Linked DNA regions of Homo sapiens: region 1 is linked to region 2. The links are chromatin contacts, found by Hi-C in ENCODE. All regions are on one chromosome and are shown on one strand. Each heading gives the region's core, a stretch centred on a gene start or an enhancer-like site at or near the end of the contact. The rest is flanking DNA. Distances are from core to core; before and after follow the strand shown. Region 1 has its middle 110 kb from the start of LINC02027. Region 2 holds the start of LINC02027 (long intergenic non-protein coding RNA 2027).

What was found. A loop is a pair of places that touch in the nucleus more often than their neighbours do.
Region 1: a map of PC-3 shows a loop between it and region 2 (7-fold over the local background). The contact joins the enhancer-like site here to the promoter of LINC02027 in region 2. A Hi-C loop is called at or near these places in 2 of 168 maps with a recorded cell type or tissue (Caco-2 and PC-3).

Annotation. Positions count from the first base shown.
Region 1 is chr3:81,102,625-81,108,273 of GRCh38, reverse strand. No RefSeq gene overlaps it. Among named protein-coding and RNA genes, the nearest start is that of LINC02027, 110 kb to the right of the region's middle. Within about 2 kb of position 2,398, at least 2 of the 41 ENCODE cell types and tissues checked have a DNase peak (open chromatin) inside an H3K27ac peak, as active enhancers do; they include PC-3, where a contact is called at or near this core.
Region 2 is chr3:80,990,764-80,996,252 of GRCh38, reverse strand. LINC02027 (long intergenic non-protein coding RNA 2027) reads right to left here and starts at 2,385. Exons shown (of 2, transcript NR_132411.1): 1 at 2,326-2,385.

The DNA.
Region 1 (5,649 bases), core at 1,149-3,648, 110 kb before region 2:
AAAGATCCTGCTACTGCACCCCAGCCTGGGCAACAGAGCAAGACTCCATCTCAAAAAATTTTAAAAAATGCTCAATATCTTTTTATATCAGAGCAATTAACTACATGACATTAATGCCACAAAGAGAAGGTGAGTTTTGGATTAAAACAAAGCAAAATATTATATTGGTCTGTGATATGGTTTGGCTCTCTGTCCCCGCCCAGATCTCATCTTGAATTGTAATCCCCATGTGTCAAGGGAGGGACCCAGTGGGAGGTGACTGGATCATGGGGGCAGTTTCCCCCATGCTGTTCTTGTAATCGTGAGTGAGCTCTCATGAAATCTGATGGTTTTATAAGGAACTTTCCACTTCACCTTCTCTTTGCTGTCCTGCCACCTTGTGAAGAAGGTGCCTCCTTCCCCTTCCACCATGATTGTAAGTTTCCTGAGGCCTCCTCAGCCATGAGGAACCGTGATTCAATTAAATCTCTTTCCTTTGTAAATTACCCAGTCTTGGGTAGTATCTTTATAGCCATGTGAGAACTAATACAATCTGTGTTATACTTTTCTTTGCTCCTAATTGCTTGTGCCTTTATCTGAAATATATGTCTCTGTATTAGTCTGTTTTCAGACAGTTGATAAAGACATACCCAAGGCTGCGAAAAAAAAAAAGAGGTTTAATGGACTTACAGTTCCACATGACTGGGGAGGCCTCACAATCATGGTGGAAGGCAAGGAGGAACAAGTCACGTCTTTATTTTATTTTACTTTTACTTTTAAGTTCCAGGATACATGTGCAGAACATGCAGGTTTGTTACATAGGTATACATATGCCAAAGTGGTTTGTGGCACCTGTCAACCCTTCATCTAGGTTTTCAGCCCTGCATGCCTTAGGTTTTTGTCCTAAGAGCAAGTCACATCTTACATGGAGGACCACAGGCAAAAAGAGAGCTTCTGCAGGGGAACTCCCTTTATAGAAGCATCAGATCTCTCGAGGCTTGTTCACTATCATGAGAACAGCACAGCAAAGACCTGCTCCCATGACTCAGTTACCTCCTACTGGGTCCCTCCCACAACACGTGCAAAGTCAAGATGAGATTTGGATGGGGACACAGCCAAGCCATATCAGTCTAGCCATATCTAGGCTACTGAATTTGTCAGTTTTCAGAGAAAAGCTAAGAGGTTTTTATATTTTCTGGAAAGTTGGTGTTAAAATGATTTTGATAATGGTTACTTAATGGACTTTCTTACTTTATAACCCATGACTGGACACTTCTTCTACGAGTTAAAAGAAAAATAGAAGTGGAAGTTAACAATCTGGTAAAGTCTATAATGATATCATAAAATAGTGTATCACATTTTATTAAAAATGGTTAATAAGTTAATATGCTATTATTGCAGCAATATTTGTATCATGATAGAAGTGTCAACATGAACTCATCATTTTTTTTCACGGATAACCTTTTATAACTCATTTCAGGTTGCATTTACTTAGCTGTCACAAGAAACAATCTGAAATACAATCTTAATGCCAAGATTTCAGCCCCTAATTCTCTAATGCTATTCTTCACTAACAGGAATCAGGATTCGCAGTGGAACAACTGATTCCATGTTTAGGACAAACAAACTCAAGGTGAGCCTTGCCAGAAAGACAGTATTTTTTTCATAAGTGTTGAAAGTTGTATTAAGTAGGATTGGATAGAACTTTCAACTTACAGAGAAGAAAACTAGTGGCCAAGAGGGAGAAATTGAAGATTAAAACAAAACAAAAATCTTGCTTTTGAGTTAGGTGTAGTTGGTAATGTCAGGACAATGCTTCCTCTGACAACTGCTAGAGAAACAGGATGAGTTGCGAAAATTGCATTTTAAAAAGCATACAAGAGCCGTGGAAGTAATGAGGACTAACAGAACCTCCAGAGAACAGAGAACAGAGAACTGTTCAGAGGGAATATGACAATTGGCAGCTGTTATTTTTCCCTGTATGCATTTGCTGGTCCTGGGTGTGGCTGCAGATGTGGGCATACACCAGGCCATGAGCTCCTGCTGGGCCAAAAGCTAAATCACAGAACTTTTAGTGGTGGCAAAGGTTGCTAAAGTAACAAAATTGGAGACTTAGGGGCCTTGAATATGTGGCTTGTTTTCTGAATTCTGAATAAGTTAAGTGGCCCACAGCTCACAGTACTTAGAAACGGAGACCCATCCATCTAGGGTAAGGAAACAACAAAAGAGGCTGTACACAATGGCATTAAAGGAAGTGGTGCATTGACAGTGGGGATATACAGCTATTTTCTATTTTCTACATGTGAACACTTATCATTTACAAGTGACTAGAGTTAGTCAGAGCTTGAGAATTCAGGAATTGTGCCTAAAAAAACAAAACAAAACAAACAAAAAAACGTACACTAATGAGGGACAGGAAACCATGAGGCATTTTGCTTCTCATGCGGGGCTAAGGTGACATATTGGAGTCTTTACAAACATGTCTATTCTTTACCTCAAGGCATTTGTCAAAATTTGAAGCAGTGTGCGGTTAAATATTAAAAAGTGAGCTAAAATCTTCTAACAGGCAGAATTCAATATATCCTGTAATCTTGCAGTGATGAGGTGACAAAGATCCTTATTTAAAAGCCCCAGAAAGAAGGCAACACCTTAGGAACAGCAGTAAGCCAGAAGTTTCCAGTCTTACCAAAATAGAACCCAGTCATAACTTATAACTAGATCTAAAGAGAGGAATTTCATAATGATAAAGAGTTTAATTCAAAAGGAAGATATCAGAATGCTAAACCTGTTTGTTATGTGAATATTATGTTATCAATAAAGTGTCAGAAAACCATAAAGATATGAGATAGGACACAGTGGAGTATCCTAGGGCGTAAAATATTTAAGTAGAATGAGTAGTTAGAATGAAATGTCATGTATTTCTAAGGGGATGTGCTAATGTGTTACAGTGTTTCAAATTTTGAGTCATTTTTTGTTTTGGCAGCCAGAACAAAAACAAAAAAGTAGGTGGTGAAGATAATCTTAATCAATTTAGAAGATGATAGTAAGAAAACAATAATATAGGTGACCGTGTCTTTTATAAAATCAAATGTAAACACAATTACAAAATTAGTTTGGTTAATTAAGAAGTAAATGTTTATTGATACTTCAGAGAAATAATAAGTTCAACCGTGGGAAGGGAAGATTAGAGAGTTTGAAAGTGTAAAACGAGTGGGAATTTCAGCTGTGAAGCTGTGGGATATTCTTGCTGGGAAGGCTAGTTGGAACAGAAAGCATGAACAAAGGAGCATCATAGTGTCAGTGAGAAAGCCAGAATTGGGAAGCTAAAATAATGTTTAGGAGCAAAATATGGGGGAAGGGTTGGGGTAGATGCTTGAAATACATACAAGCCTGAAATCAAGAAAGGAAAGAGAGTGAAAAGCAAGAAGAGGTAGCCATGATTCTGGAGTTGAGGGGAAACAAAGAATGAAGCACATTTTTGTTACACCTTAATAAGCAGTTATTTGAGGCAAGGGTAAGGAACTATAAGCTCATGATCAAGGAGACTGGTAATTGTCAAAGCCATGGTGAAAGTTTTCTAAGGTGACTGCTCATTGAGAAAATCAGCATGCTTATATATTCAAAGAATTATTACACAGAGAATGTGAGTTGACATGGATACCTGAACACCTGAAGAGTTTTTATGGCCCCTCCTCTTAGAATGGAGCTATATGATCGCCATTCTAACTGGCATGAGATGATATCTCATTGTGGTTTTCATTTGCATTTCTCTAATGATTAGTGATGATGAGCTTTATTTCATATGTTTATTGGCTGCATAAATGTCTTCTTTTGAGAAATGTCTGTTCATATCCTTCTCTCATTTTTGATGTTGTTGTTTGTCTTTTCTTGTAAATTTGTTTAAGTTCTTTGTAGATTCTGGATATTAGCCCTTTGTCAGATGGGTAGATTGCAAAAATTTTCTCCCATTCTGTAGGTTGCCTATTCACTCTGATGATAGTTTGTTTTGCTGTGCAGAAGCTCTTTAGTTTAATTAGATCCCATTTGTCAATTTTGGCTTCGTTTCCATTGCTTTTGGTGTTTTGTCATGAAGTCTCTGCCCATGCCTATGTCCTGAATGGCATTCTTCTAGCGTCAGCAAACAAACACAGAGACAAAAAACCAAACACTGCATGTTCTCACTCATAAGTGGGAGTTGAACAATGATAACACATGGACACAGGGAGGGGAACATCACATAAGGGGGCCTGTCGGGGGTTGGGAGGCTAGGGGAGGGATAGCATTAGGAAAAATATCTAATGTAGATGACGGGTTGATGGGTGCAGCAAACCACCATGGCACGTGTACACCTATGTAACAAACCTGCATGTTCTGCACATGTACCCCAGAACTCAAAGTATAATAATAATAAAAGAATGGAGCTATACGGAGAATGGAAGACAAATGGGCCAACTGAGTTCGTGAATGCCCAATATTTGCCAAAGTCCAGTGGGTCCAGTGGTTCTCTGGGCCAATTTGGTGTATATTTACCAGTTCCTGAAAACATAATTGGGGTTGACATATTGGTGCATGTACACAGACACACACACACATATACACACATACATATATAATGGCCTGTGTCATAGTATATGTATATTTATATATAAACACACACATTAATCTAATTTTACCAAGAAAAGTAGTAAGGCAAAGATAAGTTACAAAAATAAGTGACAGATCTGAGATTTGAATTAAGTTGTCAGGCTTAGGTGTCAAGTGGTTACCTCTTATGACACTGCCTTTTCTAAGAAATATAATGAAGTGCCTGCTTCGAGGTTCACCAAACTATGTAGTATGCATTGACCTTAAACCAGAAACACCCATTTCATCTTAATTCTAACATGTATTGTATAGTAAAATAAATAAATAATATCACAAAGCAAGTCATTCTGCTTTATAAAATTGCAACAATTTTTTTCGTCATTCAACATAGTCTGATTCTGGTAAGTTTATTGTGCTGCTGATTTGAGTGCTAACGGCCTCTTGAAGAAAATTGGCTTTTGCAAAATAGTAAGTTTTAAAATAGTCACATTGCAAATCCCTCCAGCAGAAAGGAATAAAAGTGCTATTACATTTCTTTTGTAATTTTTCTTTGGATCTGTTCTTCTGGAGAAGATAAAATTAAGCCAAATAGTTTTGATTGCATTGGAGGTCACAGAAAAGATTCCTTTCCTTATGGGAAATGGTCCACAGAGACAGCACCCAATAGCATCCAATTAAATGGCTACAAAGGTTGGACTGAGTTTGCATGGCTACCCCTGTACTTGCCACATTACACCCCTGATGAAGGGAAACAATTTTATGGCTCTTTCAACATTATGCTCAAAACTGAAATAAGTAATCACCAGTTTGCACCATCTAGTCTGTTTCTGTAAGGCGAAACATTTTAGCTGAAGCCACAAAAGGGAAAAAACCCTTTTCAAAGACTCCCACGTAACAGAAGGAATTGAAGACATCCCTTTGCTCCCTTGATTTCCTACTTAAAGTTGGAAAAAGAATTCAATTTTCTTTTTGGTTATCACTTTTCTGCAATAGATTTTGAACAATGTAAATCAATTACCTCATTCCTGTTCACATCATTCAATTTTATTCCAATAGTCCCCAACTGGTAAAGAGAAGAAGATAATG
Region 2 (5,489 bases), core at 1,136-3,635:
TTTTCTGAAAGTGCATCAGCTGAAATCATGACATAAAAGCAATCTCTAACAAAAGTCACAGTAAGTCTGTCTCTATTTCTAAAATAGTAACTTGTAAAGTTTAAACAGTTTGTCCTTTCCCATAATTCTTTGTGAAGTAATATAAAAAGATTGGCAATCTAAAGAAAAAAGTTAATAAAAATGCATAAGCATTAAATACCTACAGAGAACACATATTCTTAACCCTAAAGCTGTGAGTGAAATTTTAAGGAATCTCTGGGCTGTGTGAAAGAAAATCCAAGTCACACATCATGCTTACCCAAATATTTACATATAATTAAAAGATTGAATAAAAGTGAATGTTGAGTCTAATCTGAAAATATGTATTTTTTTACCTATTACTATGCTTATGTACATTTATATATATAATCCAAATTCTACAGTTACTAATTATATAGAGAAACAAAATATATTTGTCTGATTAATCCCTTTGACCCATGGCTAAAAAAATTGAGAGTTAAAATAGACTTTTGAGCCCATCCTTCCTAATCTCCCTTCTAATTAGGTCGATCTCTTTAAAAATGTGTACATAAGAGTGTGTGTGTGTGTGTGTGTATGCAAATGTATATCCAGAATTTGGCCACTTCTCCTCACCATCTTTCTTTGTACTAACCTAGTCTAAACCATGATCATCTCTCTCTACGACTATTACAGGCTGGGCGTGGTGGCTCACGCCTGTAATCCCAGCACTTTGGGAGGCTGAGGTGGGCGGAACACGAGCTCAGGAGATCGAGACAATCCGGGCTAACATGGTGAAACCCTGTCTCTACTGAAAATATAAAAAATTAGCCGGGCATGGTGGCGGGCGCCTGTAGTCCCAGCTACTCAGGAGGCTGAGGCATGAGAATGGTGTGAACCTGGGAGCTGGAGCTTGCAGTGAGCCGAGATCGTGCCACTGCACTCCAGCCTGGGTGACAGAGTGAGCTTCCATCTCAAAAAACAAAACAAAACAAAACAAAACAAAAAGACTATTACAGTAACTTCCTGCATCTGGTATTATTATTATTCCATGGGCAAAATGCACCTCACAGAGAGATTCTCTTAAGTTATCATTTAGGTCATATGGCTCCTCTTCTCAAATTCTCCAATGGCTTCTCACTTCACTCATAATAATACCCATGAACTTAGACTTTTGCAGTCTTATAATCATCCCTCCAAATGTACTGTGGGCTTCATATAGTTATATTCTCTTTTTCAGTTACACGAGCTACACTGGCATACTGGCTGTTATTTCATCACACAAGGCCTACTTCCGCCCCAGAGACTTTGAACTTAAATTTCAACCTTCCTGAAATATCCTTTCTCCAAATATCCATATCCCTTGTTCCTTCTTTTCTTTTAGGTCTCTGCTCCAGTCTCCTCTTATTCAAAAATTCTGTTCATCCTTTTCAAAAAGACATCCACCTCTCTGTCATACTGATTAATTTTGCTTTGTAATATTGGACTCCACCTACCATATCATTATATACTTTGTATTTATTTATTTATATCAAAAGCAAGTGCCATATCCATTGTTCTGTGCTGATGACTGTTTGTACATTCAGCATTATCAGTAGTGAAGTTAGCTTTGGTTAAGGGGAGCTCAAGCTCTTGAACCAATGTACAGATTTTATCCCTTTTACAATTTAGATTCTTTTTAAGGAATCATCATACAAGTAACAGGAAGTATGAGAAGTAATGATCCCTTCAAGTAAAGATACACTAGTCTACCTGGCTTATTGTTAAGTGCTTCCTGTATAGTGAGTAATGTTTGCTGGGCATTAATATAAAACACAAAAAATACACATATTTTGCTCGCTCCTGTAAATCCATCCATATTCCTATTCTCTGATCTCATTTTGTCAAACCTTCCAAGAACCCTGACCAAACATTGAGTCATTTGTCCCTTCCAAGGCATTTATACATATATTTTTTTTTACCTTAGGTGACTCCTCCCTGTACGTAAGACAAAACAACCAAGCATACCACTTATAACTCAGAATATCCTGAGTAGGGTTGTAGTCCCACAGCAATCCATTTTCAGGTCCGTCAGTGAGCTGGTGTGTCCCAGCCTACCCAAGATCACTGTGACATGGATCTTTTTAAACACTGGCATTTAGAACTTCTGACTCTCACAGCATTCCTTGAATTAACACCTCATTAAACTGAATGTGCACTTTTTTCTTTTTTATAAGTTCTAAAATAAGAGAAGTTAACAAATTAGCAATAGTTAACAAAGTTATCAAAACGGTAAAGTAAGGCAAACACAAAATTGTTCAAAAGCACAATCCAAAGATATCCTTTTACCTGTGCTTTGTTCCAGTCCACTATAGATGAGGGTCTTAATGGTTGTGCCAGGAGTTATCACAATTTCACTCCGTACTGGTAGGGGAATCTTTATTACTTTTTAATCAGTGAGTAAACAGTTCTAGAATCCTCAGGGTCAGCTTTCTAGAGTTACTCCTGTTAATGATTATTCTGTGGTAAGCAGGTCTATGCAAACTTACCCCCAAAGGCCAAACATTCTGAGGCGAAGAAAGAGGGTCAAAAATCCAGTTTCTCAGAAAGAAACATTCAAGAGACTTAGCAACAGAAGTCATGTCTTGTGGTGAGATGAGATGATAGATCCCCAGCCATTATCCCCTGGACCCAGGATTTACATACTATAGAGAAATTGCCTAGGGTAGGGCTTATGGCAAGTGAGTATTTATAATAATATCAAGATTGTTTTGACCTAAGGCAGCATTTGCAGTAAGTTAGTGAAAGTGAAAATCTTAGAAACATTTCCTGAACTGGAGTTAATCATAAGTCAACATAGCAGGTTGGCATCAAAGATAGAGTTGCTTTAGCCTCCACAATAGTCCCTTAGCTTATGTTCTCTGAATGCACAATTTGAAACAAGGTCTTATGTTAAATTAGTTTATTAGATTATTCCAAAAAATAGGAGTTGGGGAAGAGAGAACATGAGATGAGGAAGAAGAAAAAGCCTGTACAAGGGATAATTATTGCGATCCTCACTATGAGAGGGTTGTTTCAGCAGGGATCTTCGGCGAAGCCCACAGAATACCTCCAACAGCTATTTGCTTTCCAATCAGCTCTTATTTGTTTCATTACTGAGGAAGGCCCCTGAATGATCACTTCCCTATCTTTTTGAGGCACTCTTGCCATTTCAAGTGGCCACTGTATAGGAAGAGTCCCAGGGCTAAAAATGAAGTGACGATATACACATGAAGCAATTCCCTGTCACCTTAAAGTAAATTCTGGCCTGAGAAGTGTGTATGGTACCACCCACTTAAGGTTTGAATGGAGTAATAAATAAGACTAAGTTGACGTGAATTAGGCCTCTGATATTTCTGTGACCCTGGGGTTTACAAATCAACTGTTAAGCAATTTGGTCAAAAATTTTGTTAGGTGTTAAAATTAGGCATATAGGTGTAGTCATCAGAATTTAATTACACCCCTTCTTTAAGAAAACATTTCCAGAAAGCACATCCTGTCTCTAAATGTTTTATAATTCATTTTATATAATTGCAATAAGATTTTAATGGAGATAATAGAAAACACAAAGGAGAAGATTTAAACAAAAAATCTTCAAATTGAAGAAAAAGAAGACTTTCAGGTGTTAGCTTGATCGTGAATAGCAATTTCCAGATACTAAATTCCATAGATAGATGCTATGGCTGCAATATGTCCACCCAAAAGCATGCTTTGGAAATTTAATCCTCAATGCAACAGTATTGGGAGGTGGGGCTTGACAAGAGGGCTTTACGTCATGAGAGTTTCACCCTTCTGAATGGATTAATGCTGGTTACAAAAGGGCTGGAGGCCAGGCATGGTGGTTCACACCTGTAATCCCAGAACTTTGGAAGGCCGAGGCAGGCAGATCACCTGAGGTGGGGAGTTCGAGACCAGCCTGACCAATATGGAGAAACTCCGTCTCTACTAAAAAAATACAAAATTAGCCAGATGTGGTGCATGCCTGTAATCCCAGGTACTCAGGAGGCTGAGGCAGGAGAATCGCTTGAACCCAGGAGAGGGAGGTTGAGGTAAGCTGAGATTGCTCCACTGCACACTCCAGCCTGGGCAACAAGAGCAAAACCTCTCTCTTAAAAAAAAAAAAAAACAAAAAGAAAGGGCTTGAACCCCAGTTCAATCTCTTGCTCTTTCCTTGCTTTCTATCATGAGATGACACAGAAAAAGACATTCACCAGGTATCTAATCCTTCTTCTTGGACTTCCCAGCCTCCAGTACCAGAAGCCAATAAATTATGTTCATTATAAATTACCCAGTCTCAGGTATTTTGTTATAGCAGCACGAAATGGACTAAGGCAGTAGAATTTTCTGAAATTGACAAGACTGAATATCAATATATTAGCCCTTGATTTCCATCTCTCCTTTCACAGTTGTATTTCTCCCATTTTTCAGACAAAAGATGTGTTGTTTCAGGTATGAGACTCTCTAAGGAAGAAAACAAAAGCACAGTTAGGGAATGCACTGCCCCTAAAGCTAAGAACCACTGAAGTAAAACATGAGAGATTTAACAAGATATTCGAAGGGAAATGTCACTTTGTTATTGATTTATCTATTTTTCTGTTTTAAAATTAAAATACGGAAGTGAGAACATTTTCATATGGATGCTTATTAACCAGTTTATTTAAATTTAAAAATAAAGTTAGGTTGTTCTCAAAGGAATTATTTCTAATTTGTTTGATGAGTTTCATGATATGGATGGGTATTTCCAACTCAGCTATATAGCAAATACTTTCCAGAAATGAAGTGAAATAAATCTTTATCTTCGAGGTTTAACAGATATTTTTTAATAAAATGTATTTCTCATATAATACATTGGGATACTTATTAGTCAGCATTCTCCAGAGGGAAAGAACCAATAGGATATATGTATATATAAAGAGGAGTTTATTACAGAGAATTGGCTTACGTGATTACAAGGCAAAATACCATGATAGGCCATCTACAAGTTGGGGAAGGAAAGAAGCCAGTAAACAGGCAGTGTAACCTACATTCTACTGTCTGAAGGCCCAAGAGGCCCCGGGAAGCTGCTGCTGCCAGTTCTAGGGTACAAAAGCTGAAGAACCTTGATATGGTTTGGCTTCTTGTTCCCACCCAAATCTCATCTCAAATTGTAATCCCCATGTATCAGAGGAGGGTCCTGGTGGGAGGTGATTGGATCATGGGAATGGTTTCCCCCATGCCATTCTTTTAACAGTGGGTGATTTCTCATGAGATCTGATGGTTTATAAGTGTGCAGCAGTTCCCCCCCTCACTCTCTTTCTCTCCTGCCACCATGTAAGACACGTCTAGCTTCCCCTTCACCTTCCACCATGATTGTAAGTTTTCTGAGGCCACCCCAGCCATGTGGAACTGTGAGTCAGTTAAACCTCTTTTCTCTATAAATTACCCAGTCTCTGGTAGTTCTCTATAGCAGTGTGAAAATGGACTAATAAAAACCT